Regions from separate parts of the Homo sapiens genome. Here region 2 is linked to region 1. The links are chromatin loops, found by intact Hi-C in ENCODE. Cell type or tissue: heart right ventricle. All regions are shown on one strand. Each heading gives the region's core, and the rest is flanking DNA. Links, peaks and the distances in the headings are about the cores only.

Region 1 (16,329 bases), core at 4,936-12,935:
AAACTTTTGCAATCTATCCATCTGACAAAGGGCTGATATCCAGAATCTACAAAGAACTTAACAAATTTACAAGAAAAAAATCAAACAACCCCATGAAAAAGTGGGCAAAGGATATGAACAGACACTTCTCAAAAGAAGACATTTATGCAGCCAACAGACACATGAAAAAATGCTCATCATCACTGGCCATCAGAGAAATGCAAATCAAAACCATAATGAGATACCATCTCACACCAGTTAGAATGGCGATCATTAAAAAGTCAGGAAACAACAGGTGTTGGAGAGGATGTGGAGAAATAGGAACACTTTTACACTGTTGGTGGGACTGTAAACTAGTTCAACCATTGTGGAAGACAGTGTGGTGATTCCTCAAGGATCTAGAACTAGAAATACCATTTGATCTAGCCATCCCATTACTGGGTATATACCCAAAAGATTACAAATCATGCTGCTATAAAGACACATGCACACATATGTTTATTGCAGCACTATTCACAATAGCAAAAACTTGGAACCAACCCGAATCAATGAGAGACTGCATTAAGAAAATGTGGCACATATACACCATGGAATACTATGCAGCCATAAAAAAGGATGAGTTTATGTCCTTTGTAGGGACATGGATGAGGCTGGAAACCATCATTCTGAGCAAACTGTGACAAGGACAGAAAACCAAACACCACATCTTCTCACTGATAGGTGGGAATTGAACAATGAGAACACTTGGACACAGGGCAGGGAACATCACACATCAGGGCTTGTCGTGGGGTGGAGGGATGGGGGAGGGATAGCATTAGGAGAAATACCTAATGTAAATGTCGAGTTAATGGGTGCAGCAAACCAACATGGCACATGTGTACATATGTAACAATCTGCACGTGTACCCTAGAACTTAAAGTATAATTAAAAAGAAAAACAAAAACAAAAACGAAAAAGCCACTTTTTTTTCTTTTTCTTTTTCTTTCTTTCTTTCTTTTTTTTTTTGAGATGGAGTCTTGCTCTGTCTCCAGGCTGGAGTGCAGTGGCGCTATCTCTGCAACCTCCACCTCCTGGTTTCAAGAGATTCTCCTGCCTCAGCCTCCCAAGTAGCTGGGACTACAGGCACATGCTACCATGCTCAGCTAATTTGTGTATTTTTAGTAGAGATGCGGTTTCACCATGTTGGCCAGGGGCAGCTCGATCTCTTGACCTCGTGATCCTCCTGCCTTGGCCTCCCAAAATGCTGGGATTACAGGCATGAGCTACCACCCCCAGCCTTTTCAAAGCTAGTTTTAAGAAAGGTCTAGTACTGGAAAGATTGCAAAGGGAGCCATGGATGACTCAGTTTTATTTCTGCTGTTGTGTTGCTGTGGGTAAGTTATTTGTTACCAGTGTGTCCCAGGTGCTGCATTTATAAAAAGAGGGAATTGACACAAGGTCTGCAAGGACATAGCTTGTGATTTTTACACATTTTCCCAAACTGACAACAACTCAGTTAACATGGTGTCCACCTAGCTATTTCAGTCAAAAACCTAGAAATTATCTTGAAAAATATGCATCTCAAATAAATATTTCTCTTCATCTCATATCTTGAGTTCACATGTCTGAATCTAAGCTTTTCTGCATAGATTCTCTGTGCAATCTAGCCCAAGCCACCATCATTTCTGTTTGGACTCTGACCACCCCTCCAAAATCATCTCTTTGCTTCTTTCCCTCCTTAGGAGCCATTTGGCATACAACAGCTAAAGTGATTGATTTTAGAAGGTCAATCTAGTAAGGCTACACTATTTTTGAGAAGTCTACTGTTTTGTTTTTTTTTTTTCATTTACATAGGGGGTATATAACTGGGCATGATTCAGGGAGAAAGCTTAATGAGCAGGACCCATTTCTGTCCTCCACTTCAATGGATGGGTTCCCAGACACTCCCTGTGATGGCCGGAAGGTTGGACCTGGGTCAGAGCTTTACTTGGGATTCTGCTTTACTCTCATGCTAGGCTCATCCTACTGCTATAGCCTTGACCTGTCATTCAGGTAATATTTTGGACTCACGGAACTTCATTTTGTCTCATCTCTCAATTTGTTCACAGTCATCTGCTGGAAACTTCCTGCAACAACCTTGTGTAAGATTACCCACGGCTCAATTTCTAACAGTGGCATTTTGGGTACAAACGTCAGCTTAAACCTACATTTTAAATTATTACATTGTTCAAAAGAAATACCTGTGTTTCGTCTTCTAGATAAATGCATCAAGTCATCATCTATTCTCAGAAAGTTTTAGAAGAGAATTCTTAAAATAAAGCTCTATAGCATTTTATTAGAACATTGTATTATCAGTGAGAATTTTATTTCCATGTCAAATAGAATCTTTGTTGATTTTATTTGACATGGAAATAAAATTCTCACTGGTATTTTGTTCTTTTATTATATATTATGTTCACATCTATGTTATTTTATTATATATTATGGTCACTGTGAGAATTCAAGGAAAATTCAAGAATATTTCCACTGAAAAAAAGCTTATAATTGATTCTGGGAAGCAAGCTATAAATACCTGATGAGTGAAATATCAAAACACCTCAACATCTGTTTTTAAGCTTATTGGTGAGTGAATTCCTTTAAAATTAATTGCCTTAGTAGCTCATAAGAGTAGCTCTGAAAGGCTTTCTGAAGGAAAGAGCATTTGAACTATGTTTTGCAGAGCAGGATTTAAAGAGACAAAGAGAAGGCAGGAAGCATCCCAGGCAGATGACAAGGCCTGAGTACATGGGTGGAGGTGAGAAAGGCCAAGACCCGTGGATGGGGCAGAAAGTGAATCCCACTGGAATCGTGCCACATAGCCGGGTCTAGTCAGGGGCAGAAGGTGGGCTCTTGCTTGCTTAGATAAAGAATAAGAAGGAAGTATAAAAATTTGGAAAAAAGCATTGCCCCAAACTCAAAACAATAACTTTCTGGGCTGGATCTGACATTGGTTAGTGATGTAGCTAAACAATGGCAGATATGAAATCTTAGCCTCAATCTTTTCACCTGCTAGCATGTGTGATAACACTCATCTTCCCCACCCCATAGTGTCTGTGGCCAAAACACGAGACAATGCCTGTCAAAGGGGCTTTAAAGGCAAAAGAGTACCAGAAAATGTAAATTCATTATTTAGGAACTGAGACGTTAATAATATTTAATTGAGGACATTTCATGTCCAAACCAGTGCTGGATAAATAGGAGTGGATTTTTTCGGAAGGGCGGAAAGGCATTAGGAGGCTATTCCAATATTCAGTAATGCCTAACAGGATACAAGCCTCTTTTTCAGCCTGACGGTGCATGCTCACAAGTGCTAGATGTGTTATTGCAAGAATCAAAGGCAGGGAAATGAAGTTATGTGGGTGAAATATTAGCACGGGAAATGTGTGAACACAGTTTGGAAGGCTGATGATTACGTACTGATGCATTTTGGCACGTGTACAAAATGAAAGGGAACATTAACATCATCCTGAAAACTTGCTGCTATTCCACTAAATAACACATCTTTTATTGGGAGGAGAATTTGAAATAACTTTCCAAATGTAGAGATTTCAAAAATACTTTTCTAGAAATTTCCTTTTATGGAATTCAAAGATGGGTGGGCATATATATTTATTTCTTTTGGGGGGCTTCAGTAGCACAGAATCCATCATACTCATCAATCCTTAATTCATGACTGTCATCATTGTCCTTGCAAATATCCAAACTTGTTTTATTATTTGATTTTTCAGTCCAAAATTTGTTTACTTCCTTGTATTTTCTATTTCTTTCTTGAGGATTTCAATTTCTTTGCTGAGGCTTTGTGTTTTTTCATTTGTTTCAATTATGTTTGCCATTGCCCTTGAAGTATCTTTACTGTGGCTGCTTTAAGTCCCTGTGAGGTCACTCTATGATAGCACCTCTATGCTGGATGTTGGCATCTATGGCTTGCCTTGTTTCATCCACTTTGTGATCTTGCTGCTTCTTGGCATGACAGGGATTTTCTATTGAAAGAGGTGCACATTTCGTACTATGTCAGAAGACTCTGGGTCTTACTTATCTCACTGGAACCTTCTGTTGCAGCTGGTTCCTTTGATACTGCTCTGGCTTAGAAGTGACTGATGGCTTGTTACTGCCAGGTGGGGGTGAGAGTCTGGGGCCCCATCTGGCTTGTGTGGATGGGGAAGGGCAGCAGTGTTTTGCATGTGTTGTGGCTGGAGTCGAGTGGGTACTGTCTAAGTTTTCTGTCTGGGTAGGCTGCTCCTTTCTTCTGCCAGGGCTTTCTTTGTGCCTGTTAGCATTTCTATATTGCTGGAGTCCTCTGCCCTGAGGTGAGTCCAAGAACTCACCTCTGTGCCATTCTTGCATCCTGAGGCCCCAGCCAGTCTGCCTTCTGAGCTGTCTAATGCTTGTTCTACTCATAATGTTCAAGATTATTCATTATGCTCAGTGGGAGGAAGAGGGAAAAGGATGCATATCCCATCTCCCCAGAAGGGAAATCCCACTCATTAAAAATAATTCCTTTGTACATTGTATATTTCTACTTTACTTTGAGAATCAGAGTTCCTAAGAGTATTATGGCTGAAGGACCAGGAGTGTCCCAGGTGAGCCTCAGTCCAGTCACTGTGTCAGCCTGTGAGTTTCTCATGGAAGTCCGACACACGAAACATCAATCAAAGAGCAGCACATGTTTGACGCTGGGCTAATGCCCCGTCACAGCAGTAACTGTGTAATTTATTATCCAAACTAGAATATCCAGCTGAGAATAAAAGAAAGTGCTAAAACATTAAAATTTTATGTACTTAAAAAAGTATATATTCATGTAAATTTGAGCAAAATAAAAATGTTTCTTTATAATAGTATCTGAATATTAAACACAAGCAGTTATTATTACTGTTGCATATTCACTTAATCTAAAAAGTTCTTGATGATGTCAACATTGATAATATCAGTATTTTAATAACTTATTTTTCAAATTACCTTTTATAGAATTCTTCTTTAAAAATATGTATATTTCTTTTCAAAGTTGCAAAAGTTATGGTTACAAACATTCAACATTTTCAACACTTTCAATTAACTACAATTTTGAAAAAAAGAATACTGGTGCTCCAACTGCTGAGGTACCAAGAACTCAGCCTCTCAGACCACCTGAGCCAGGGGCATCATTAGTCTGGATGTCAATTTTGGGTGGGAGGGGGCTGCCCCCCCTTCTTTGTTCAACCACAAAATGGTGAATATGGCTTTCTTGACTCAAGCCTCTGCTCCCTCAAAGAGGCCGTAACTCTACCTATTGTGTGTCTACAACATGTCCAGCGTGCTGTGACTCTCCCCCTATGGAGAGGTGGTCCTGCCTGGACTGACCCCTGTGACAGGTGCACAGGTGAATGCAGCATCACTTCCGAGCTTGGGTAGAAAACCCCGTGGAGCTCCTGAAGACTCCCTTCTGGACACGGACACGGGTGCCTTCGCAATACTGGCAGGGGGTGCCTCCTGCTGGCTTCCACGAAGCTGTCATGTGGCAAAGTGAGAGAGAGAGAGAGAGAGAGAGAGAGAGACATAGAGATTCAGATAAATGGAGAAGATAGAGACAGAGAGACAAAGATACAGAGACAGATGCAGTTTGAGAGAGGGAGATACAGACAGAGAAGATAAAGAAACAGATAGACAGATAAAGATTAAGAAGTGGGGGGCAGGCCCAGGGACCCTCAGCTGTTTGAGTTTACCTGCCTGGGTCACAGGTAGGTGCATGAAGGACGCTTCAGCCTTCCAGATGACCAGCAGACCTCTGTAAAGTCTGGCCGCGGTTTCATTGAGTGACTTTAAATAAAAAGCAGCTGGCAGTGCTTCTTCAACTCCCACATTGTAAGTTAAGTGAATGATCGTGATTGAGGTGCTGTGTTGGGGTTGTTTGTAAGGCAGCCAGCAGAGGCATCGATTACTGATACACCTAGTTTCATATTGACAGGAGAAGGCCAAAAAGCCATTCTCATTTTTATTTCTTTATAAGTAAACTCATTTTCTTGGCTAGAGTGTAGGTATTTTTTAAATCTCAAAAGTTAAAGACATTCATCAAAATCTTTTTTTCTTCAATATTTTGCCTTTTACTTAGGTATTTCATTTCTCATAATTTTTATCTTATTTTCTTCTTGCATTTATTGCATTTGGAGATTCTCAAGCATGCCTTCATTGCTGATTTTCCTTCTACAGGACTGGTTGCTTCAATCAGAACGCACATGGTGAGTTTCCGAGCCTCGGTTCTGGGCAGCGCTCCTCCCCACCTCTGCCTGCACCTGGCTGGGCCCCACATGCCTGCGACTGCAGCACCTCATTCTTCCTCGGCCTTCACAGAGCTCAGGTTTCTGCCTGTTAATTAAAACACAACCCAAGCATGTTTTACCATTTGCCTGCTGACCACTCCTCTAGCTCAGGGCCACACACATTCTGTTCTTCTTTTGTTCTTAGCATTTGACACTATTTGACACATTCGCTTTTTTAATGATGTTTTGGCTCCCTCTGTGAGAATATCAGGTCCGCAAGAGCTCGGCTGTGGTTTTGGTGCCTCTTTATGCCCAGTGTGCTGAATGCTGCCAGGCTCATGCTAGCTCCTTAAGAAGTACTTGCAATATTACATTTTATCCAATTAAATTGAATTTTGTTTTCCACAGAGTCCATTTTGAAATGTATGTTTTCATCTTTACTCTGATTTTCTTTATTTCTCCTACCACTCTCTTTATGCATTGTTACTTGATTTTCTGTTAACTGAGTTTTGAGGGAGGAGAAGTTGGCCACTGTTGCCCACTGGCTGGGTGAGTGAGTCCGGTTCTCCCTTCTTACCATCGGTTTGGTGGTTGTTGGAACTCGTCGAGCTTAAGGCGGGGATCTGTGGAGGCACACGGCCCACAGTCATGGTAGTCTGGATGCCTGCCTTTCCCCGAGGCCATCCTAAAACGCAGGTATGACTCTTTTTTTTTTTTCTTCTTTTTTTGAGACGGAGTCTCGTTCTGTCGCCTAGGCTGGAGTGCAGTGGCTCGATCTCGGCTCACTGCAAGCTCCGGCTCCTGGGTTCACGCCATTCATTCTCCTGCCTCAGACTCCCGAGGAGCTGGGACTACAGGTGCCTGCCACCACGCCCGGCTAATTTTTTGTATTTTTTAGTAGAGACGGGGTTTCACCATGTTAGCCAGGATGGTCTCAATCTCCTGACCTCGTGATCCGCCCACCTCGGCCTCCCAAAGTGCTGGGATTACAGGCGTGAGACAGGGCACCCGGCAAAATGCAGGTATGACTCTTTTGTCCACTCTGCTGTTAGCTGGAATGGACTGCTGCAGGCTTGTGATGGGCCATCTTAAAGAGGGAGACAGAGGCAGTCAGCTGAGGAGAAGCACCTGCTCTGTGAGGTGCTGGGGTCTTCCCTTCCTGCCAGAGAAAAGCCAACATCTCTAGGCTAGGTCAATACAGAGGAAGTGGGAGTCACCCCTTCACCTTTCAGCCTGACGTCCCGACCCAGTGTTACTTAGGTTTGACTAGTGGAATTGTGTCATTGTACCTGGGTAATCATGCATCAATACTGCTGATTTCCAGCAGTATTATAACTTTACATGCCTTATTCTATTGTCATTCATATTTCATTGAGAGGGTAGGAAAAGGTGAGTCAATAAAAAATAACTGCACAATACAAATCTAAAATCTATGTTGACTTAAAATGTTTAAATTACCATGTCTAAAATAAGTCTTTAAAAAGTCCCCTAAATTTAGCCACGATCCAATCTCTCACTACTCTACCTACCTACCTAAGTCTCTGTATATCTTCCTTTATAGACATGCATAGAAAGACACAATCCACCCACCCACCCACCCATTCATCCATCCATCTATTCATCCATCCATCCATCCATCCATCCATCTATCCATCTATCCACCCACCCACTCGTCCCCCCTACCCTTCCACCCACCCATCCTCCATCCCCCCCACCCATCCACCCACCCACCCATCTATCAATCCATTCATCCGCTCACCCACCTACCTATCCACCCACCTATCCATCTTTCCCTTCCTCCCACCCTCCACCCATCTATTCATCCATCCATCCATCCATCCATCCATCCCTCCACCCATCCATTCACCCACCCACCCATGTGTTCATCCATCCACCCATCCATTCATCTACCCACCCATTCATCCACCATCCATCCATCCATCCATCCATCCATCCATGAACCCACCTACCCATCCATCCATCTACCCACCCATACATTCCCCCCACCAATCCATCCATCCATCTACCCACCCACCCATCCATTCCCCCCACCCATCCATCCATCCATCCATCCATCCACCCACCCATCCATTCCCCCCACCGATCCATCCATCCATCTATCCATTTATCACCCATTTATCCATTTATCCGTCCATCCATGCATTTATTCGTCCATCCATCCATCCATCCTCATGTCTACATAGATAGAGACACATGTACATATCAATATCTCTATACAGAGGAAGAGAGAAACCTTTTTTTGCAAATTAACCGCCGTACTTTCCTTCCCAATGTTTGTGTGGAGAGCACACGGTTCCTGCGTCAGGACCCTGCAGGACGCGGGCCGAGGCTCCCAGCTGCCGGCCATGCCCTCGGCTCCTCTCCCGACACGCGCCAGCACTGCCCCCTGCTGGCCTCCCGGGAGCACTGCCCGCTGCCGCGGCGGGAGGAGACCCGGGAAGAAGCCGGGACCGCGAGCAGCTGGACGCTTTCTCCCTGGGGCTCAGCCACACATTTTAGTCACAGTTACAGACTACGGGGGATTTGAAGCCTTCGCTTTAGTTTTTATTAAGAAACATTGAAAATTCCATGGCTTGCATTTGATTTTTTGTTTGTTCTTCTTATTATTATTAAAAAATATATACAGAAATTGGTTGCAAGGAGCAACCGTAGTGAGGAGCATGGTGACGAGCATGGGTTTGGCGCCAGGTGCACCTGGTTTAATTCATTGTTGCATCATTGAAAGCTAAGACGAGTTTCAAACCCCCTCCCAGCCTTGTTGCTCTCATTTGTGAAATAGAGATAATAATAATGCTTGTCTTACAGGGGTTTGTGGGGATTAAATGTGATCAGAAACCTAAACAGCCTAGACATCATCCATAATCAATAAATATTAGCTACGACTTATTATTCATGCCTTTAGTTGTTAGTGTAAGTCATCATCCCGCCAAGCCAGGTGACCTAGGTGGGGAAGGAGGGAGAAACCCCTTGGTGTGCCCGGCACGCTGCCCACCCGAGGAGACCCCCAGGCCTGCCTGCCTCACTTACCCGGCTCCTGCTGCTCCCTGACCAGGCAGAGGCAGACGCAGACGCAGACGCCGGGAGGCCGACGGACAGGCTTATCCTGAGCCTGCTGAGACCAGGTGTTGCCCCCTTGGGTGAGGACACGCAGGAAGGGTGAACACATGAGGCTATTCTTCAGAGAGAACCCTTGATGTAGTCTGGAAAAATCCACAAGTGGGTCTACACCAGCAAAAAAAGAAAAAAAAAAAAAAAAAAAAAAGTTAATGCTGCAGAGGCTTCAAGTTCTGTTTATAGACACCATGAAATAGACCTGGTTCTTACTGGAATTTCTCCACCCACAAGAAGGTCACAAGAATGTGTCAACTGAAGCACTTCATACATAAAAGAGATACACAAATAAGTAGTATACTCAGAGATCTGACATGTTACATATATATATTTAATTAATAAACCTACTTGCTCATCATCATCCTGTCTGTAACCTCTGGGTGTTGAATGGATATTAGAACTTCTGTAATCTACAGTCTAGGTATAACTCATAAATTTTATCCTCTGAAAAGGTAATAGGAACATACATGGAGAATGCCAAGTCCAAACAGATTTACTCCTAAAATATCACAGCACAAGGATAACATTATAGCACAAGGATAAAATCATAGCACAAGGATAAGCTAGGTAACACAAGTTAAGAGAGGCCTCAAGAATGTCTTTAAGTAGTTGCCGTAAGCTTGTGAGGCTGTGCTGGGAGTGCCTCAGCTTTTCGTGGACTGGTCCTGGTGCAGCTGTGGTATGCAGAGGGGACCACTGACCAGCCAGTTGAACTCTCTGAGATCCCACATCAGTCAATTGGAGGTAGTAATGTTTACTTACATCTGGTAGACCACTAGGAGAACCTTATGCAACCATTGCACTGACGTGTGTAAGGATTATTTTATCCCTTGGAAATGCTGATGACATACTTTAAGTGAAACAAAAGTAAAGATTTATAAATATGATATGATTACAGCAATGTAAAGTAAAATAAAGAAGGAAAATGAAGCAGTAGTGAATTCAGCCATGGGATTATCAATAATAATCTTTTCCTCTATATTTTATAAAGTGTATTTGCAATGTTTCTGATGTAAAACATATTAATTTATTATAAATGTAACATTACCGTTTGTTTAAAATGAGCATCTTTGATTACAGAAAGAATAATCCTTTATCTCTAAACAATAGGCTTATTTTAGAAATAATACAGAACTTTATCGAATATCTTTAGATTATCTACTCTTACGGATATTATTTTTGATCAACAGATATATTCTATTAGGCTATTAAATCAGTCTTACATTCCCAAAATTAAGATGTTTTATGTTATTATTTTAATATCCTATGAGGCTCATTCAATATTTTATTTATAATTGTTACATGTCTACTCGTAATTAATGTTGGTCTTGTCAGATCTTAGATATCAAGACTTCAATAGTTTTATAAATAGGATTGATTTTTGGATTTTCATCATTATGTGTTTTGAAATAATTATTATAATTTTATTTAAAAATGTAACATTTTGTAACTTTTTTTGTAACAAGTAAAATTTATTCCTTGATAGAACTCAGGTAAACCAACTTTAGGTATAGTAACCTAAAACTTTAGTGGAAATAAACTGTGATTACTTCTTCACCCCCACCCCCAACAAGATATACACATATTGGCTTTATATTTCTTTTTGATGCAATTTACAGTTTCATAGAAAATAGTTTATTTATGAATATTTAAGATAAAGAGACTCAAATCCTGTATGTTTTAACATCCTGCCATTTTTCATGATCTAACATAGCAATGAGGAGATTAGTTTGTAATAATGCATTAGCTAAGAATACATTATACCTATAACATATATTCAGATTTCTGGAATAATTTTCAACGAGCTTGGGTATCGTGTCAGTCAGGATGCCTGATCGATAGGAACGGGAAGGCCATCACATCAGTCATATAACAACTTCACTCACACACACGTCTTGTTGTTGTTGTTTTAACTGAACAACAAGCCGTGGGTTCCAGGGACAGTGATGTGGCTTTTGTCTCTGTTCCCTGTGTCTCCCGGTCCCACATCCCCATGTGTGCTGGCTACACCCGAAGACTTGTAGCCGGTTAGATGCAGCCTTTCTAAGGGCCACAACCAGATGAGAAAATACCCAGACGCAAAGAAGAGTCTCAGTTTTTTTCTTGGACGTGAGAAACACTTCCCCAAAGCTCCTGATCAGATTCCTGCTCCCACCTCACTGGCCCCACGCCCGCTTTGACACGCTTGGCTGGGGTGTGGGGCTACCATGATTTGACCCTGGCATCTGAAAGGGATCATGTGTCGGGGTCACCCCAGGACCCATGACCTTCCGAGGCTGGGTGACGTGCCCAGGTTCACAGGGAGCCCTGAGAGGTTATTCTCGGTGCCCGAAGCTGAGGTGCACAAACCCCACTGCTACCCAGGCAGGGACAGGTGCCCTGCACAGCGAGGCGTGGATGGAGAAGCATCACCCTCCTAAACATGGGCCCTGTCAAAATCTCTGGGTCTTACATGGTGGGCTGCCTGTCACAAGGCCACGGTGTGGGAGGCACTGCAGAGAAGGGTCAGCTGAATCCCGATATATCAATTAAAAAGCCCTAAGTAAACTGCCCTATCCCAATGCTGCACTGGGAATGTGTGCTTCCATCACTGGCCCCCAAACTGGATTGTATTCTGAGTAAACCTCCCTAGAGTCCCTTCTTTCTCCTCCAACCCTAAGATGAATAAGCACTAAATTCTCCCAGCAGGTGGCAAGAGGCAAAGGCAAGAAGAGGGGCTTCCTGTCCGGTTGTGCCACTGGCACTGACAGATGATGCTACCTCCTGGCTCCGGATGCCCTGGTGCCTTCTGGAGTGGCCCCACTGCTTCGTGAGTTTGGCTGAATCTGTGGGTTGATGAAGAGGCTTCTCTGGCTTTCCTTTTTTTCCACAGTGAGCCGCTCTCCCTCTCATCACACAGGGGAAACTGTGGATACTCCCTGGTTGCCACCAGTTCGGCCCCATTTCCTGACCATCTTACAGTGGCTGGCAGAATAATGCTTCTCCTTCTCCCACCAGAGATGCTCACAACGTCATCCCCAGAAACAATGAATATGATGATGTCAGCTTGCAAAGGGGGTAGAATTAATTATGCTAATAGGCTGGTGTTAATTTAGGGGGATTATCCACATGGACCCAATATACCCATGGGACCCTTTAAACATGGAAAGAGAGGCTGAGGGCTGCAGCCAAAGAGAGATTGAAGATGCCAATCGGTTGCATTGACTGCGCTTCTGGCTGAGGAGTCCAGGTGGCCTCCAGGAGCTGGAGAAGGGGAGGGGCTGGGGGCTCTCCTGAGCCCCCAGAAGGAGCAGCCTGCTGACATCTGAGTACCAGCCCATGAGTTCCATTTCAGACTTCTGGCCTCCATCACGGGAGATCATGCATTTGTGTTGTTTCAGGCCAGCAGGGGTTTGCAGCAGGTGTTCCAGCAGCAGAAGGCAGCAAATGCACCTGCGTTCAGTCAGCGAAGGATGTGGGCTGAAGGCTCTTCCAATGGGCCACTTGGAAGACCAGGGTCTACCATTGAGTTTAGCAGACAAAACGCCAACATTTTGGCCTCATGACCTCTTCCACTTTGTGCTAGAACCATTAAACCCAGAGTCATAAAAATCCTCCGCCTCCACATCCAGTTAAAGCCACTTCCACCTCCACAGCCAGTTAAATCCACCATGGCTTCCCAGCTTGCAGATGCTACTGTCTCACTGTGCCCTCCCTTGGTGGAGAGACAGAGAGAGGGCATGCCCTGGAGTCTCCTATCAGAAAGACACTAACCTCACCCTTCCTTCATGACCTCATCTCACTCTCATCACCTCCCAAAGGATTCATCTCCAAACACCATCATACTGAAGGTTAGGCTTCCATATGCAAATCCTGGGGAGATAATTCAGTCCACAGCATGGCGCATGCCTGGGAAGCCCCTGCAACCCTGGCTCAGTCAGTGGATGAGGCCTCTGTGTCCCTTGTTGACTCTAGTTGATGATGACGCCCTGAGTGCTGCTGTGGGCACTGGCCCTGTGACATTGAGACTGGAGCTAGAGTAGACACATAAAATAGTTTGTGGTGAATGGGCACAAGGGAAGGGGCTCTCTGTGCAACATCCTCAGGGCTTTTCCATGATGAACAATTCCACAACCAGGAGTTCTGTTTGATGAGCAATTTATACCATCCTCAGCATCAGGTGGTTTCCTTCTAGAGAGCTCATGGTTTTTTTTTTGGTGGGGGAACAGGGTTTTGCTTTGTTGTCCAGGCTGGAGGACAGTGGCATGAACATGGCTCACGGCAGACTCAAAGTCCTGGGTTCAAAGGATTCTCCCACCTCAGCCCCTTGACTAACTGGGACAAAAGCACGTGCCACCATGCCTGGCTAAGCTTTTTGTGTATTTTTTGTGGAGACGGGGCCTTACTATGTTGCCCAGGCTGGTCTCAAACTCCTGGGCTCAAGCAATTCTCCCGCCTTGGCCTCCCAAAGTGTTGGGATTAAAGGCATGAGCCACCATGCCTGGCTGCTTATGCTTTTTTCTGTTGTGGCCCAGATATTATATCATCTCTCGTCTATAAATCTTCAAAACTTGAATTTGTGTGTAAAACCTAGTTCTGGGGAGGGTCAGAAAAGACACTCTTACCGGGAACATCCTGATCAGTCAACTGGGGCCTTGAATACCAGGTAACCTTTGACCTCTGCAGGTGCAAGGGCTCTGGGGGTGTGGGTTCCCATTGCTGTTGAGGGCCATTCTGCTTTGGGGGTGCCCTGGTCATATGATGTGGAGACACCATGTAGGACACTTTTCACGGAGGTTCGGAGGAACTGGTTCTTACCAGGGCATTCCTGCAGAATTGCCTCCCCTTGAGGGCCGTCTTAAGCTTCCTAACACCTAACGTGTTGTCTCAGGAGACACATGTGTTGGGATTACACATTCCCCAGCACCTTCTCATCACCTCTGAGAGATGGCAAGGCCTGCCGAGATAGCTCTGAGCACCTTTTAAAATGAATCCATCCTACAGATCATAGGATGACAACATTTCCTCATCTCCATCAGCCATACATGAAGGAAGTACACACTCCCAAATGCAGCACGAGTGACCACTGAACCCCTAAATGCAGCCCAAGCCATCCTGAATTTGGGGTGCTGGTCTGTTTGTGTGCACTTCTTCAGGACACAGTTGTCTACATGGATCTATGTTCCCATTCTTGCAGTGCTGGGGATGGAGCCCCCAGTAGGGGCTGTGGGACTCAGAGATTGTGCTCTTAGTCCCAGGCTCCTGGCACGTTCCTACACATGGATCATTTCAGAAAATGTGCTTTTCTATTAACAGATCTTCTCTAAAGAGTCAGGGCCAGGTGGCTCTATTCACACCACTTGTGTTGTGCACAGCGCATGGTTCATTTATGAAGAGAGAAAGTAATTCTCTTGGTGAGGAGTTTCCTTGTTTTCAATATCCCACAGTATTTCCATAAGCCATACTGAGGAGTGCCTGAAATAGAAAATTTTGATATTTAATTTGGAGCATCCAAGAAGAATTCATTCAGACTAGGAGCCAGAGAAGGTGGTATTATGATCTATTTTATTTTTTCTCCTTAAAATTCCTCTATATTAACATGAATAGATGTGTCTTAATTTTGCAGTAACTATAGATTTTTGAAATTCCTCCACATTAAACATGAATAGAATGTGTCTTAATTTTGCAGTAACTATAGGTTTTTGCTCCTTTATTTGTACATTTCTTCTTTCCCTCTTGCACCTTGAAAGTAGGTCATGGTACCGGTTTCTGGAGGGAAAAGGATCTGGCATTTTATAAGGACAGGATCATGTTAGGTAAGGAATGCAGTCCTAATGACACGAAAGAGGGTAAGCGAAGCCCAGGCTACCCCTCTGGCCAGGAACGCGGGAAAGAGGTTTAAAGGAGGAAGGGATGACTCAGGTGCCCGGGCCTCAGCGCCACTCAGGGAGGCTCTGGGAAGAGCCCAGGTGGAGAAGCCCGGAGCGGCCAGCGCAGATCAGTGCCCCCAGGAAACCACTCAGGAGGCTGCAGACCGCCCTCAGCCACCGTTTCTGGTTTGTGCCGTGGTCGCCTGGAGGCAGAAGCCAGACTGGAGCACAGGAGACAGAGTCCGCGGGCCGCTGGCCTCACCGAGCGCTCTGGGGCCGGCGGAGGGAGGATCCCCCACATGTCTGAAGCCTGGGATCGGGCAGCAGGGCCAGGGACTGAAGGGCTGGCTTCAGACCACACACTGCACACCTGAGCTGGAGGGGCCTCAGCTCAGTAGATTCCACGGGGGCTTGTGGTGGGCTCTGGTGCCCTGCCACTCTGCAGCATCAACGATTAAGGGCCCAGGTGCACAGGGAAGACGCAACACCCGGCGATTCCCTCCTCATCTCCCCATAGCTGCGAAGAAACACAAAGTCACCTCATCTCCCTGACAGGACACACGGAGGAGGCGGCGCTGGGGGAAGGATGGAGACTCAGCACACCCCGAGCTCTGTTTAGGGGAAGATGCCAGAACGCAACTGATGACAGGTTAATCTCCGCCCCCAACACGTTCCGCTCAGATGGCAGAGACTTGAAGCATCAACAGTTCTCTGCCCGTGTTGAAAGCATCTTTCCCTGTCCGTGGGAGGCCTGTAGGCCTGGGTGAGTACCTGCAGGGGAAGGGCTGGATCCGTCACTGCTGTCACTCCTGGGAACACCGTGGTGTCCACAGAAGATGGCATGAGGTTGACTCACTTCAACGCTGGAGCTAGGGGAGCCTAATCCTCCTGGAGCTTTCCGTGGAACGGTGCCAATTGTTTATCAAGAAGTGACGTCACTACCCCTCCAGTTTGAGATCCCTGGAACTGCCTTGCAGGCAGGGGTCAGCACACAGGACATTAATTAGGGAAGTTCCTGCAGTCCACCCCGGGGGAAGGGAGGGAAGGGAAGCATATAGGGCTGGGGAAAGGGACAGGTTGAACTATGATGCAATCTCAAAGGAGGCTCAGCCAAGCCA
Region 2 (16,329 bases), core at 4,919-12,918, 850 kb before region 1:
CCTCCTGCAATTTAAAGTAAGCATGGGGCCGGGCGCGGTGGCTCACGCCTGTCATCCCAGCACTTTGGGAGGCCGAGGCGGGCGGATCACGAGGTCAGGAGATCGAGACCATCCTGGCTAACACGGTGAAACCCCGTCTCTACTAAAAATACAAAAAATTAGCCGGGCACGGTGGCGGGTGCCAGTAGTCCCAGCTACTCGGGAGGCTGAGGCAGGAGAATGGCGTGAACCTGGGAGGCGGAGCTTGCAGTGAGCCGAGATCGCGCCACTGCACTCCAGCCTGGGCGACAGAGCGAGACTCCGTCTCAAAAATAAATAAATAAATAAAGTAAGCATGGGTGGCTGGTCCGGTGGCTTATGCATGTAATCCCCACGCTTGGGAGGCTGAGGTGGGAGGATGGCTTGAGCCCTAAAGTTAAAGGCTGCAGTGAGCTATGCTCACATCACTGCACTGCGGCCTGGGCAGCAGAGTGAGATCCTGTCTCTAAAGTAAATACATTAATGAAAGTAAAGTGATCAGGAGGAGTGGGTTTGTGGAAGGGAAATAGTCCATGCTGCTTCTTCCTGTCCCCCAGGGCAGGTGAAGTTAATTGGCTGGTAGGAAGGCTCAGCTTGCATTAAACTTCTCATTTTCTGGGAGGAATTGAACAGATGAGGTTTTCCTGCCTCCAAATATAAGAATGTTTTTGTGTTTTATCTTTTCGGGAGAAAAATTATCTAACTTTGTATCCACCACAGAATGACAACAGCCTCTTTAATTTTCTGGAAGAATGAACTGAAGCCATTAGTCAAGGCTGAAGGCTAGGAGGCCTGGAAAATTGCTACAGGGTAACATTTCCATGGACGATGGAACACATTATGGGTTCTTACTTATTTAAGTGGAAATACACACATAGATCGTACTTCCAAATGGTAGTTTACGTCACTGAAGTTTGTACTGTACACTGCCCCAGAATGTTTTATAGAAGTGGAAACTCAAAAGATTGATTGACAATATATGTTTATTCAAAGTGGTTGAAAGAAAAAAAAGATTTATTAGGTGCAATTAAACAACAGAAATCTACATTTTATTTCATTAGGTGGGGAGGATGGCTGCAGAGCTTGGAAAGGGGTCTGTGTAGTTGTGTCAGAGGAGACATATTCAACTGTCCTCTCCAATGAAGATGTGTTGCCTCTCCCCAGGAACCTGCAGGGTCATAGCGTATCTGTGCTTGGCAGTTCTTTTTATGACCAAACAAGCTTCCCACCAACGTGAAGCTCTAAGCAATAAAATGAGAAGAGAACATTTCTGAATTGCTGATCCGTGTAAGAAGTGTGCTGTATCTTCTAGTATGTTCTGAATGTAGATGTTGTTGAAACAGATTGTTACTTCTGCCTCAGTCCTTGGTGCAGATGAATAAAGAAACAATGTCAAGGACCACAGGGCTGGAGAAGGGTGGTGTAGGATCCAGGTATAAACTCAAAAAATTGGAGTCGGAGCTGTTGTGGGTAAAGGTCATACAGAAAAAAGCCCTGGGCTGCAGATCTGAACATCTCTGGAGAACAGCTCTGCTGTTCATTTTCCACGAGTTGAGCACGTGTGTTAAAATTGGACTAACACCGCTCGTATACCTCAAATGGTGCTGTGAGAATCCAATGATAACAATGAAATATTTTATTAAAAAGAGATTAAACAGCTGGGCGTGGTGGCTCACACCTGTAATCCCAGCACTTTGGGAGGTTGAGGCAGGAGTTTGAGACCAGCCTGGCCAACATGGTGAAACCCCATCTCTACTAAAAATCCAAAAATTAGCCAGGTGTGGTGGTGGGAGGCTGAGGCAGGAGAATTGCTTGAACTTGGGAGGCGGAGGTTGCAGTGAGCGGAGATAACGCCACTGTTGTCCTGTAGCCTGGGCGACAAGAGCAAAACTCTGTTGAAAGAAAAGAGAAGGGAAGGGAAGGGAAGGGAGGGGAGGGGAGGGGAAATTATAGTTTAGGAGTCATGCAGAAGGAAGGAAGGAGGGAGGGAGGGAAAGGAGGGAGGGAAAGGAAGGAAAGGAAGGAAGGAAGGAAAGAAGGAAAGAAAGAAAGAAAATTATAGTTTAGGAGTCATGCAGCTAGAGGCTACAAGATTCTGACCCTCCCTAAGCTGCTCCTAAGATCAGTGCTTGAGATATTTTACAGACCCTGCACTCAAGCTGGCACCACCCAGATTGATAAACTGGCTCATGTGATCTTGTGGTACCCCACCCAGGAACTGACTCAGTGCAAGAAGACAGCTCTGTCTCCCTTTAATTTCATCTCTGACCAATCAGCACTGCCGGCTCACTGACTTCCCCCTACCCACCAAGTTGTCCTTAAAAATTCTGCTCCCCGAATGCTCTCGGGAAACTGATTTGTGTAATAATGAAACTCTAGTCTCCTGCCCAGCCGGCTCTGCATGAATTACTCTGTCTCTATTGCAATCCCCCTGTCTTGATAAATTGACTCTGTCTAGGCAGCAGGCAAGGTGAATCCACTGGGAGGTTACATTTGAATAACACTGTCCTTATTTCAGAGCAGCTGACTGTGCTTTTTGAAATCACGCTCTTGTTAGCAACCTAACATCCCCCCAGCCCCTCACCCCCAGCCCCCATCAGTTCCTTGCTGGTCCTCACATGATCCCTTCAATGATCCCTGTCATGTGGAACTGTGTCCACTTTCTTGGGCTGCCAAGTGCTTCCTAGAAAGTCATGAGATGAGGTTGCCTGGTATCGCTACAAATTTCAGATTGGATTTAGCAAACATTTGATTTATCTAGTTATTATAAGTTGTTATTAGTATTATTTTCACTATCATATTATTTCTATTTGCTTAGGTGCTAAACTAAGTTAACTGTTTACCCCTGGAACTACTCCAGACAGTTTCAACTTGATAAAGGAAAAACTTCAGCCGAATTAAATTTAAAGGAGTTTAATTGAGCAATGAACAATTTGCGAATCAGGCAGCCCACGGAATCACAACAGGTTCGCAGAGATTCCAGTGCGTCTGCATGGTGGAAGATTTATGGACGGAAAAAGGAAAGAGATGTACAGAAAATGGAAGTGAGGTACAGAAACAGCCAGATTGGTTACAACTCAGCATTTGCCTTATTTAAACATAGTTCAGGCTGGGCGAGGTGGCTCATGCCTGTATTCCCAGCACTTTGGGAGGCTGAGGTGGGTGGATCAGCTGAGGTTGGGAGTTCGAGGCCAGCCTCACCAACATGGAGAAATCCCATCTCTATTAAAAATACAAAATTAGCCGGGTGTGGTGGTGCACACCTGTAATCCCAGCTACTTGGGAGGCTGAGGCAGGAGAATCACTTGAACCCAGGAGGCGGAGGTTGTGGTGAGCCAAGATAATGCCATTGCACTCCAGCCTGGGCAACAAGAGTGAAACTGTCAACAAACAAACAAAACAAAACAAACAAAAAAACACAGTTCAAGCAGTTGGATACATTTGATTGGCCAAAACAGGTGTAGGCTATGGTCTGTTTACATGTCCACATGCTATATAGTTCACAAGACGTAGAGAGAAATCTTTAGGCCGAACTTAAAATATGTTAGGAGGCAGCTTTAGGCTAAACTTGATTTTCAAACTTCAGGCCAGTGTCAGGATTTAGTTTAATTTGGAATCTGTGAAATTAAACAACTCTGGAGTGAACTCAAGTTAAATTCTAGATCACAGTTTCCTGAACTACTAGGTATATTCTTCACTCTGCTTACCTGGTGTAAGAAAGAATGCAAGGCCTCTAGAGGCCCTGAGGCTGCTTTTCCATCCCAACTCCAAGACTTACTGTGTCATTTTAGGCGAATATTTAACCTCTCTTAACAAACTTGTAAAATGGGAGTCATCGTACACTCTTCAAGAAATTGTGAGACAATGAAAAGAGATTAAATATGTAACAGGCCGGGTGCTATGGCTCATGCCTGTAATCCCAGCACTTTGGGAGACCAAGGCACGTGGATTGCTTGAGGTCAGGAGTTCAAGACCAACCCGGCCAACATGATGAAACCCCAACTCTACTAAAAATACAAAAATTAGCCAGGCGTGGTGGTACATGCCTGTAGTCTCAGCTACTTGGGAGGCTGAGGCAGGAGACTCGCTTGAGCCCGGGAGGCAGAGGTTGCAGTGAACTGAGACCATGCCACTGCACTCCAGCCTGGGCAACAGAATGAGACTCTGTCTCAATAAACAACAACAACAACAACAACAACCTGTAACAGTGTCTGGTAGCAAATGATCGATGCCAACCTTTTTCCTTCTTCATCACCCTTGCATAGCTTGCACCCTATCTGCTGGTGTTTCATCCTTGGCAGCTGAGAACAAAAGGTAGGAACAGCAACAAATTCAAAAGCTGAAACATCGTTTCTATGACTTGAAAAGTGTGTGTTTGGTAAGAATCAAGAGAGAGAAATACTTCCCAATTCAGAGACCAGTGTTACCCTGATACAAAGACCCAAAAAACATGTTCCAAGAAAGACAACAACAAAAGAACAGGCTGAGAGCCCTCATGAATATGAATGCAAAACTTCTTAACACAATTTTAGCAAATCCAGCATTCATGCATGATAGAAACACTCACAAACTAGGAAAGGAAGGGCATGTCTTCAGTAGGATAAAGGGCTTCTATAAAAAAAACTACAGCCAGTATAATAATTAATGGTCAAAGACTCATTTTTCTTTCTAATAGCAGGAAAGCAAAACAAATATTTCCTGTTACCATTTCTATCTATCATTATACTAGAGGTTTTAGCCAGTGCAATAAAGCAAGACAAAGAAATTAAAGGCTCCAGTTTTGGGGAAAAAGTAAAACTCTTTATTTGTAGAAAATACATTTCTTTCTTTCTTTCTTTTCTTTTCTTTCTTTCTTTTTTTTTTTTTTTTTTTTTGAGATGGAGTCTCACTGTTGTTGCCCAGGCTGGGGTGTAGTGGCGCGTGATCTTGGCTCACTGCAACTTCTGCCTCCCAGGTTCAAGCAATTCTGCTGCCTCAGCCTCCCAAGTAGCTGGGATTACAGGCACCCATCACCACACCTGGCTAATTCTGTATTTTTAGTAGAGACGGGGTTTCACCATATTGGTCAGGCTGCTCTTGAACTCCTGATCTCAGGTGATCCACTCAAACTTTTTGTGTATGTTTGTTAATTTTAGAATTAAAAAATCGAAAAATATTGACCAAGCACATATGAGAAAGGACCAAATTACAAAGACAAAAAATAATTAAATCATCAGAGCAAATGGAGAGGTTTAACGGAAGACATAGTAAAAGATAAAATTGGTGAATTACAAAATAAATCTAATAAAGTTACCCAGAATGCAGTATAGAGAGAAAAAGAGAAAATATGAAAAAAAAGTTCAGAAACTTGGAGAATACAATGACAAGGCCTGTCATATGGGTGTTGGAATTTCAGAGGAAAGAGAAAGAATAAGGCTAAGATTATATTTGTAGAAATGTTTCTAAGATGATTCCTCAGAAATAATTTCTGAGAGGCAAGGTGTGGTGGCTCATGCCTGTAATCCCAGCACTTTGGGAGGCTGAGGCGGGTGGATCACCTGAGGTTGGGAGTTTGAGACCAGCCTGACCAACATGGTGAAAACCTGTCTCTACTAAAAATACAAAAATTAGCCGGGCGTAGTGGCGGGCACCTGTAATCCCAGCTATTCAGGAGGCTGAGGCAGGAGAATCGCTTGAACTTGGGAGGCGGAGGTTGCAGTGAGCTAAGATCACGCCATTGTACTCCAGCCTGGGGCAACAGAGTGAGACTTTGTCTCAAAATAATAATAATAATAATAATAATAATAATTATTATTATTATAATTCTTGAGAATTTCTAATGAATAAGTAAATGGAATAAATAAAAAGAACCCACAGTTAGGCACCATAATGAGTTATCAAGCACCAACAACTAAGAGAAGCCTCCAAGGCAGCCACTGAAGACGATGGAGATGTCCAAATGAACAAAGATTATCTATTTTCATCACCCACAACAGAGGCAGAGCTAAAAATGGAATATTGTTAGTGGGCTCAAAAGAAAATAATTGTGTACCTAAAATACTATATGTAGAAAAAAAATATATTTTAATATTTAGAGCGCCGGGCGTGGTGGCTCTTGCCTGTAATCCTAGCACTTTGGGAGGTCAAGGCAAGCGGATCACCTGAGGTCACGAGTTCAAGACCAGCCTGACCAACATGGTGAAACCCCATCTCTACTAAAAATACAAAAAAAATTAGCCAGGTGTTGTGGTGCGTGCCTGTAATCCCAGCTACTCGGGAGGCTGAGGCAGGAGAAGTGCTTGAACCCAGGAGGTGGAGGTTGCAGTGAGCCGAGATCGCACCATTGCACTCCAGCCTGGCTGACGAGAGCAAAACTCCATCTCAAAAAAAAAAAAAAAAAAAAAAAGAATTAGAGCAAAATACGGGTGCAGTGGCTCACACCTGTAATCCCAGCACTTTGGGAGGCGGGGAGCTTGAGCTCAAGAGTTCATGACCAGCGTGGGCAACATAGTGAGACCTTGTCTCTAATAAAATTTTTAAAACGTTAGCTGGGCATGGCAGTGCATGCCTGTAGTTCCAGCTACTTGGGAGGCTGAGGCAGAAGGATAACTTGAGCCCAGGAGATGGAGGATACTAGGCTATGATTGTGCCACTGCACTCCAACCTGGGCAACAGAGTGAGATCTAGTCTCAAAAAAAAAAAAAAAAAAAAAAGAATTAGGGTAAGATAAAGACATTTTCAGTTAAAAAAAATGAGTGTTTGCCACTAGACATCCTCACTAAGAAAACTTGTAAAAAATATACCTGTATATCAGGCAGAAGGAAGATGATGCCAGATGAAGGTCAGACACACAAAAATGTAAGGATGAAAAACTGGCCAATACTTAGGTCTAAACAAACAAACAAAACAAATTAGACTACATAAAATAATCCCTTCTGCAGTTTATGTATTTTTTTTTAAGGGGCCATGCTAGTCTTCTCTGTATCGTTCCAATTTTAGGTGAATGCAAAAGTAATTGTGGTTTTTGCATTGTTGGAATTTGCTGTTTGATATTGGAATATGTTCTTAAATAAATATGTCATACATCATTTTAACGGGCATTTCTCGCTTTATTTTTTTTGCTAATGACATTACTTGCTGTTTATTTTACGTTTATTTTAGACTATGGAAATGATGTTAGACAAAAAGCAAATTTGAGCAATTTTCTTATTTGAGGTCAAAATGCAGAAGAGACAACTGGCAACATCAACAATTCATTTGGCCCAGAAACTGCTAGGGCACACACAGTGCAGTGGTGGTTCGAGAAGTTTTGCCAATAGATGCCGGCCTTCAGAAGTTGACAGTGATCAATTGAGGGCAGTCATCAAAGCTGATCCTCTTACGCTACAGGAGAAGTTGCCAAAGAACTCAACGTTGGCCATTCAATGGTCGTTTGGCATTTGAAGCAAATTGGAAAGATAAAAAGCTCAATAAGTGGGTGCCCCATGAGCTGAGCGAAAATTTTTAAAAATCATCATTTTGAAGTGTCATCTCTTATTCTACATAACAAGAACAAACCATTTCTCAATTCTATTGTGATGTGTAATGAAAAGTGGATTTTAAGTGCCGGAGCAGTGGCTCATGCCTGTAATCTCAGCACTTTGGGAGGCTGAGGCGGGAGGATAACTTGAGGTCAGGAGTTCAAGACCTGCCTAGCCAACATGACGAAACCCCATCTCTAAAAACATTAGCTGGGTGTGATGGCGGGGCCCTGTAGTCCCAGCTACTTGGGAGGCTGAGGCAGGAAACTGCTTGAACCCGGGAGGCAGAGGTTGCAGTGAGCCGAGATCGCGCCACAGCACTCCAGCCTGAGCGACAGAGCGAGACCCCTCTCCCTGCCTCCCTCGCCCCCCAAAGAAGAAAAAAGAAAGCACAGCCTTCCGTTGAGGCCTCTGGGCGATCCAGTAGGATAGGTCTAGGCGCCGACTGCGTGGGGACCACGCACGACCGTGACAGGCGCAGTCTTGAGGACACTGGCTTTGAGAGCAGCTGAGGGACTGGGCAAAGAAGGGGCTGCAGGTATGGGGGTCAGGCCAGCCCAGGGGAAGTGCGCACGGGTGTGCGGGGGGGTCATTCAGGGCCCTGACGGAGCTAAGGGGAGGATTTAGCCCTGAGTCGGCTCTGGGGTGTGGGGTGGCGGGATGGGGTGCCCTCCCCGGGGCCAGGGCGAGCAGGGTGCGGGGCTCCTGGAGGCTAGCAGGATTAAGGTCGTTTTTAGGATGAGTGAGCTCTGCAGGTTCCCTGCTTTCAACCCGGAAGGAACCTGGGCCCACGTGGGAGTGGGATTGGGGGGTGAGACCCGCAGCCCACGGAAGGGGCGCTGAGACGCGCGGCCGCGAGGGTCAGGGGTGCCCCACGGGAGCGTGCGGCTCATATTATTAGGAAGGTGTCCAGTGCGTCGTGCCCCGGCCGGGCGCCAGGTGGCGGCAGAGGCCGGTGCGGCGCAGCTTCTTCGGCCGCGGGACAGCGGTGCCCCCAGGGTAGGAGGCTGGGGCTGGGCTGGAGCAGAGCCGGAGGGAGGAGTGCGGCCAACAAAAGACCATCCGCGAGCGCCTGAACTTGGGTGTGGAGTTGTATTTTAGGATATGTTAAAAAGTTAGGAATATTAAGTAATTGGCACTTGGCCGGGAGCGGTGGCTCACACGTGTTATCCCAGCACTTCAGGAGGCCGAGGTGGGCGGATCACCTGAGGTTGGGAGTTTGAGAACATCCTGGCCAACATGGCGAAATCCTATCCCTACTAAAAATACAAAAACTTAGCTGGGCATGGTGGTGCGCGCCTGTAGTCCCAGCTACTAGGGAGGCTGAGGCAGGAGACTCCGTCGCAAAAAAAAAAAAAAAAAAAAAAAAAGGCACTTAATCCCAGACTGAAACCCTCTTTTCAGACTCTACATTAAGATCTTAAAGAACTTAGGCCCAGGCAGGCGGGTCACTTGCAGTCAGGAGTTTGAGACCAGCCCGGGCAACATGGCAAAACCTGTCTCTACTAAAAATACCAAAATTAGCCGGGCTTGGTGGTGCGAGCCTGTAATCCCAGCTACTCCGGAGGCTGAGGCAGGAGAATTACATGAACCCGGGAGGCAGAGGTTGCAGGGAGCCGGGATCAGGCCGCTGCATTCCAGCCTGAGCGACAGAGCGAGACTGTCTCAAAAAATAAATAAATAAAATAAAATAAAATAAAGAGCTTAAAGAACTTAAGAAAACACCAAATACTTCAGAGGTACCAGTGGCAATGTAATTAATGAGGATATTCAAGGAAGGTGACATAATTGCCAAGGTAAAAATAATTAAACAATTTCCAAAAGTCTATTTCAGTGAAGGAAACATTTGTCTTTAAGGGAAACATCAATGAAAATTATGTTTATGGCAAAAATGAGCCCTTTCTGCAAGCTTCATTTAGAAAATTGTGGGCATAATTACCATTTTACACAAAATAACTCTGTAGAAAGCTTTTTGAAATAAGCTTCTATTGAAATAAAATGCCAATTAATTACCCATTTAACTTATTAAATGAGAACTATAGGGTGCTAATTTTTAAATATTTTTTAAGTTGCTTTGAAATAATACCTTTTCTTTGAGACTTGAGAACATATATAGCTAATATGAACTGATGAAACAAAGATTTTTAATTACTTCTTTTATTATTTACCTATATATTCTGTATCAGTTAATTTCATTGCTTAAATTATTAATGTCTAATATGCCACTTGAAGCATTCATATTCTGAAAATGATGTAAGTTACACATGTAGGTTGGCCGAAAGTATTATATACTAGGACACAGCGGAGTTTGGGAGTGTCTGCTGCCTGTCCAGGAAGCTGCAGGTTTATGAGTTGTAAATGTAGGAGAATTCAGTTCAGTATAAATAGTTTAGCTTCCTGTTATATTAGGATAGGCAGTTAAGCTTATGTTTTTGCCATAGACAAATTATCATTATCTGTCAGGCCTACAGTTTAGGTTTTGACGTAACTCTTCAAGTACAAATGGAGAATGCATCCCCAGCAGCACTGCAGTCCTCGTTCACACCGAGTTTCGGTACAGTCAGGGGTTTTGAAGTCAGTACCACGGGAGACGCAGACGGAGGATGAATGAAAGGCACAGAAAAATCCTAAGGTAGAAATGGGGGGAACGGAAAAGCAGACAGACACTAGAGGGCGCAGGAGGAAAGTGGGTCGGAGTCCTGGAAGAGGAGGCGGGCTGGGTGAAGGAAGACAGTGAAGAGGGCACTCTGAAAAACCCATCCGAATCTTTCAGTGTAGGTAGGCACCACCCACAGCATGTTGTCATTGCAAACTGGTTCCTTCCATACGTCCCGAAAGGCTCTCCATGGTAGCTTACATCTCTCTATTTGACACTTGATGGCTTTCTTAAGGTATTTAGGTCCATTTACTAAAAATGACTCATCACTTGTTAATTAAATAAGGTTTATACATTTTTTTCATTTTAATTTCAAACATAGGAGATAAAGAAAAAAGGTGCTTGTGGCCAGGCACGGTGGCTCACGCCTGTAATCCCAGCTGAGGGGAGGCCGAGGCGGGAGGATCACCTGAGGTCAGGAGTTTGAGACCAGCCTGGCCAACATGGTGAAACCCTGTCTCTACTAAAAATACAAAAGTTAGCCAGGCGTGGTGGTCCTAATCCCAGCTGCTCGGGAGGCTGAGGTGGGAGAATCTCTTGAGCCTGGGAGGCAGAGGTTGCAGTGAGCCAAGATTGCGCCACTGCACTCTAGCCTGGGCAACAGAGCGAGACTCCATCTCAAAAAGAAAAAAAAAAAAAAGAAAAAAAGAAAAAAGAATAAAAGTGCTTGTTCACCCGTACTTTGTGCATGTCAAGTGATATTGAAAACCAAATCTGTAGGCTGTGCCTGGTGGCTGACGCCTATAATCCCAGCACTTTGGGAGGCCAAGGCGGGCGGATCACCTGAGGTTGGGAGTTCAAGACCAGCCTGACCAACACAGAGAAATCCCATTTCTATTAAAAATACAAAATTAGCCCAGCGTGGTGGTGCATGCCTGTAATCCCAGTTACTCGGGAGGCTGAAGCAGGAGAATCGCTTGAACCCTGGAGGCAGAGGTTGCAATGAGCCAAGATCGCGCCATTGCACTCTAGCCTGGGCATCAGGAGTGAAAAAAAAAAAAAAAAGAAAACCAAATCTGCAGACGAACTTGAGTGCCTGTGTAACAGGTTGTGTTGTCTGTTGTCTATTGTGTTGTGGACTTGTGTTGTCCATATGCCCTTTATGCAAGTTATTTACCAAAATAGCGCTTTTTGAATCGTGTTTTCCATTTACTATTTCATAAGACATAGTATGTATCTATATTATAAAGTTAAGAACAGCAGAAAAATGTATTTTCATTTTACAAGAATGACTTCAATTTAAGTTAGTTTTTATTCACCAAAATCCATAATGTTCCATGTGTCACAATAAAACAAAGCAGACTTTGCCAGCGTGAATCCACTTTTACTGAAGATGAGGGTCATTCATGGACCTAGAGGTTACAATAGTCAAAGTGTTCTGCACGAGAACAAACACACAGATGTCTTTGAAATGTGATGCAAAAGTGCAGACTGCTGCCTCCTACTGATGAAAAGGAAATGAGTGAGATGCTATGAGTCACTAATTGTGAACTAGTCAGTCGACAACTCCAAGAGCCCACTTCATGCTGGTGACGAGGTCCACCAACGATGGTCTGGCATGTGGGGGCCTTAGTTGAAAGACAGGAGAGGTGGATCAGAGACAGCTAGAGGAGCAGGCATTTCCCGAGTGCTGTAAAGGGGGACTCATCCCGCTAGGAGAATGTCTATTAGGGAATTCAGACCAAGTTCTGGGAAGGAATCCACAAGGAAGTCTCCGGGAGCAAGGAAGAAGGGGAAAGGAGAGGCAGCTGGGAAAATGCGAGACACACACATCCACCCCTTCCCCAAAACCCTGGCTTACACACTCGTGAGAGCCTCCCGTGGCTCAGGGAAGTCTTAGGGGGTCTTAGGAAACATCACACATTTCACTTTCATCTGTCCACCAGTTAGCTACACTCGGGCTTCCAGATCATGAATTTTTTTTTCTTTTTAAAGGGAGTCTTGTTCTATAGCCCAGGCTGGAGTCCAGTGGTGTCATCTCGGCTCACTGCAACCTCAGCCTCCCAGGTTCAAGCGATTCTCCCACCTCATCCTCCCGAGGAGCTGGGACTACAGGCACGCGCCACCATGCCCAGCTAATTTTTGTATTTTTCGTAGAGACAGGGGTTTCACCATGTTGGCCAGGCTTGTCTTGAACTCCTGACCTCCTGATCTGCCCGCCTCAGCCTCCCAAAGTACTGGGATTACAGACATGAGCCGCCGCGCCTGGCCAACAGGTGTTTCTTAAAAGCAGAAGCAGAGAGAGGGCAGGAGAGAACAAACAGGAGGGGAGGGATGTCTTCCGGACACTGGGCTCTCTCCTCAGGAGAGAATGAGGCCTGAGGTGGGCACAGGGCCCTCTGGGTGTGTAACAGGCCCAGGGCAGCCTCGCCAGCCTCCATTGCTTGTCCATAAGCAAAGCATAACATTATGTGTAAAAACAAACATCATCACAAGATAGGCCAGGCACCGCCTTGCGACAGCAGCCTTGTGGCTACTGGATGTGTGTGGTTGACCTCAGTAAGGTAGGCGCCCTTCTCTGCAGGCCTGTCCAGACAGCTCCGCACCATGCTGCTCAGGATCAGGCCTGCAGTTCCACGAACTGGCCCCCTTGTGGGTTGCCTTCAGGAGCATACCTCTGACTCAGTGTCCCAACCTCCTCTGCCCTGCCCTGCCCGGGGCCCTCATGTGCACACACCCAGGATCTGCCCAGGGCCCTCTCTGCTCAGCCCACAAATACTGCTTCGTTCCCCTGGCTGACTGGCTGCACCTCCAGGTAAAGCAATGCTCTCAGGCCCCAGCCAGGTCATTCTTTACGGGGTTATTCTATGTACTGTGGGAGGTATAGCAGCACCGCTGGTCTTTACGATGACCGGTTGTGACATGTGAGCCTCAGTCCTCGCTATATCAGGGAGTAGCTTCCTCCGACTATCGGAATCACCCTTGCCTGATGGCATCTTCTCAGCCCCGTGCTTAGTAAGTCCCCACATTCCTTTACAGGTGTTCATTTAATTCCCTTTGGGTTGATTCTCAATAGTTTCTTTCTCTAAGAGTAACCTGATTTCTGACCCATACAATGACCACTGTGGTCCAGCGGACCATTTGCCTTTCCCACTTTTCCGTCCCCAACACGCACACGCTCCACCCCCTTGCATAAAATAACAGTAAGGAAGAAGCAGAATGAAATTCCACCCCTGCATCAGCTACTGGAGTTGGGGCTGAGTTTTGTCTGATTAAGAACTGCCGGATCAGTGGCTCACGCCTGTCATCCCAGCACTTTGGGAGGTCGAGGCGGGCAGATCACCTGAGGTCAGGAGTTCGAGACCAGCCTGGCCAACATGGCGAAACCCCGTCTCTACTAAAATGCAAAAATTAGCTGGGCGTGGTGGCACACATCTGTAATCCCAGCTACTCGGGAGGCTGAGACTGGATAATCGCTTGAACCCGGGAGGCAGAGGTTGCAGTGAGCTGGGATTGCGCCACTGCACTCCAGCCTGGGAAACAAGAGTGAAACTCTGTCTCAAAAATAATAATAATAATAAAAATAAATAAAGAAATAAAATCAATCACCGGGTAAATCCCCATGGGGATGCACTGCAGAGGAACCTGGGTGTTGGCGTGGCTCCGAAGAGGACCGAGCTAGGTGTAGCTGGAAGGGTCAACAAGAGGAAGGCATGAAGGGTCGATGTCAGCAGAAATACAACCTGGACAATCACCCTGGTGGCTGTGGTATGGATTGCGTGTCTATTTTATTTATTTTGTTTTGAGACAGAGTCTCACTCTGTCGTCCAGGCTGGAGTGCAAAAGCATGATCTTGGCTCATTGCAACCTCCACCTCCCAGGTTCAAGCGATTCTCCTGCCTCAGCTGGGATTGCAAGCCTGTGCCAAGCCCGGCTAATTTTTGTATTTTTGGTAGAGACTGGGGTTTCACTACATTGGCCAGGCTGATCTCGAACTCCTGACCTCAGGTGATCCACCCGCACTGGCCTCCCAAAGTGCTGGGATTACAGGCGTGAGCCACTGTGCCTGGCCAGGTTGTGTGTTTTCTCTGTTGGAGGCCCGCCCGGCATGCGCAGGACCCTCTTTAAGGCCTTCCACCTCTGCTCCTACATCTTCCACCGGGTTTGTTACAAATAGTCCCAGATCTATTGTACATCTTCTCATACTTTTTGCTATTGAAACTTCTTACAAAGTTTTCTCACCTGCCAGAGGGCAGAGAAACAAATTGTCATGAATGTTCTAGGACCTAGAACAGAGCTTGAGGCAGGGAAAGTATTCACAATGTTGTTGGCTGCAGTCAGGAATAATAAATCAATGTTGAGTGGATAAACTAATGAATAGTTTTGTTTGGTTTTATGCCAAAAAATAGTAATCTCCTGGGTAGCCGGGTACAGTGGCTCATACCTGTAATCTCAATGCTTTGGGAGGCCGAGGTGGGAGGATCCCTTGAGCTCAGGAGTTCAAGACCAGACTGGACAACATGGTGAAACCACATGGCTGCAAAACATCCAAAAATTAACCAGGCATGGTGGTGCGCATCTGTTTTCTCAGCTACTCAGCCTACTTGGGGAGGCTGAGGCGGAAGAATCACCTGAACCTGCACTCCAGCCTGGTTGACAAAACAAGATCCTGTCTCAAAAAAAAAAAAAAAAAAAAAAAAGAAGTGATCTCCCATCACCCTCAAAGAATTCCAGATAAGAGCAACAGGTCAGCCCGATCACACTCCTCCAGGTATCTTTGAGTCTCAGGGCGGTGGTTGCCATGCTTGAGGGAGGGACGAGGAAGCTGGTTGTTTTCACCACCAGTAAGACCCTGGGAGGCCTGCCGTGGCTTTGATTGCAGTTCCGACAGATCCTTCCTTCCCAGCTGGTGCACACCCAACGCACCCCTGCAGAGAGAGCCAAGGATCCCCCCACAGGCATGTTTGTGGAGGAGCGTGCACAGTCCTAACGGGTGGCCTGTGGACTCCTGCAGGTCGGCTCCCAGAAAATCCCAGTCTTACAACCATGAAAAGGAAGTAGGATTCACATACTGTAAACGGTAGGCAGGCCCTTGGTAATGCTGGGGCTGCTAAGTTTTGAAAACCTAAGAGTTTTATTTTCTAAAGCAGAATACATTCCATTAACTTGACATCCTTTAAAAAGTTATTAAGGCCGGGCATGGTGGCTCACGCCTGTAATCCCAGCACTTTGGGAGGCCGAGGCGGGCGGATCATGAGGTCAGGAGATCGAGACCATCCTGGCTAACACAGTGAAACCCCGTCTCTACTAAAAAATACAAAAAAAATTACCCGGTCATGGGTGGCAGGCGCCTGTAGTGCCAGCTACTCGGGAGGCTGAGGCAAGAGAATGGCGGGAACCGGGGAGGCGGAGCTTGCAGTGAGCTGAGATTGCGCCATTGCACTCCAGCCTGGGCGACAGAGGGAGACTCTGTCTCAAAAAAAAAAAAAAAAAAAAAAAAATAGCTGGGCGTGGTGACACGTGCCTGTAGTCCCAGCTACTCAGGAGGTTGAGGCAGAATTGCTTGAATCTGGGAGGCAGAGGTTGCAGTGAGCTGAGACCGTGCCATTGCACTCCAGCCTGGGTGACAGAGCGAGACTCCACCTAAAAAAAAAAAAAAAGAAAAAAAAGGTTATTCCATGGAGGTATTTTAATTATGCAATAAAAGGCAGAAGCGACTTTACTGCTACAACTCCCAGAGCAATTGTTTGCATGTAGGTTTTTTTCCAGTCTCCAAGGGGTCTTGATTTTCGAAGCCACTATCACCCCAGCAAACACCTGTGAAGCTGAAGGCATCTCTTTCCGCTGTTCTCTCCCATGCACTGCCCTTGATCAGCCTTCAAAATCCAGGGTCCTTGGGGTCACCGGGCTCTGGAAGGGAGCCCACAGGTTGATCTCTCCAGTTCCACTTACCTCTCCCCCTCGTATCGTAGTATTTGCTGCCTCTCCCTTTCCCACAAAACCTGCAAGTTTCTTAAGACTGGGGGTGGGCTTTTTTTCATCATTGTATCCCATTCCCACTGCATGGCATTCCACGGTATGTGTCCCATTAATCTCAAATGAAAAGCATTCTTCTTCTTTCCCCACAGAGGCCAGTTTAGGAAACAGGAGCCCTGGCATTGTCATGCCCTTGGGGGAATTGTGGATAAGGACTGGGTTAAGGATGAAATGACTTTT

Evidence for each region. Hi-C counts contacts between places; a loop is a spot of excess contacts. Peaks named below come from ENCODE experiments on the same cell type or tissue, not always from the same donor. Only the 100,000 strongest peaks of a DNase experiment are listed, where the experiment ranks them.
Region 2: it touches region 1 in a loop (5-fold over the local background); 17 of 110 quality-filtered maps call a loop at or near these places.

Annotation. Positions count from the first base shown.
Region 1 is chr18:77,642,342-77,658,670 of GRCh38, forward strand. No RefSeq gene overlaps it. Among named protein-coding and RNA genes, the nearest start is that of LINC01029, 340 kb to the right of the region's middle. RefSeq lists silencers at 8,560-8,609, 8,670-8,729 and an enhancer at 15,934-16,329. In heart right ventricle, for the core only: a CTCF peak has its summit at 8,642 (motif pointing left); a DNase peak (open chromatin) is centred at 8,650; H3K4me3 peaks cover 329 bases; H3K27me3 peaks cover 1,500 bases.
Region 2 is chr18:76,793,749-76,810,077 of GRCh38, forward strand. It overlaps ZNF236-DT (ZNF236 divergent transcript), which reads right to left. Exons shown (of 3, transcript NR_040024.1): 3 at 984-1,910. It also overlaps the pseudogene RNU6-346P. Among named protein-coding and RNA genes, the nearest start is that of ZNF236-DT, 20 kb to the right of the region's middle. RefSeq lists a silencer at 8,528-8,577. In heart right ventricle, for the core only: CTCF peaks have their summits at 8,465 (motif pointing right), 8,666 and 10,173 (motif pointing right); DNase peaks (open chromatin) are centred at 8,493 and 10,183; H3K4me3 peaks cover 695 bases; H3K27me3 peaks cover 949 bases.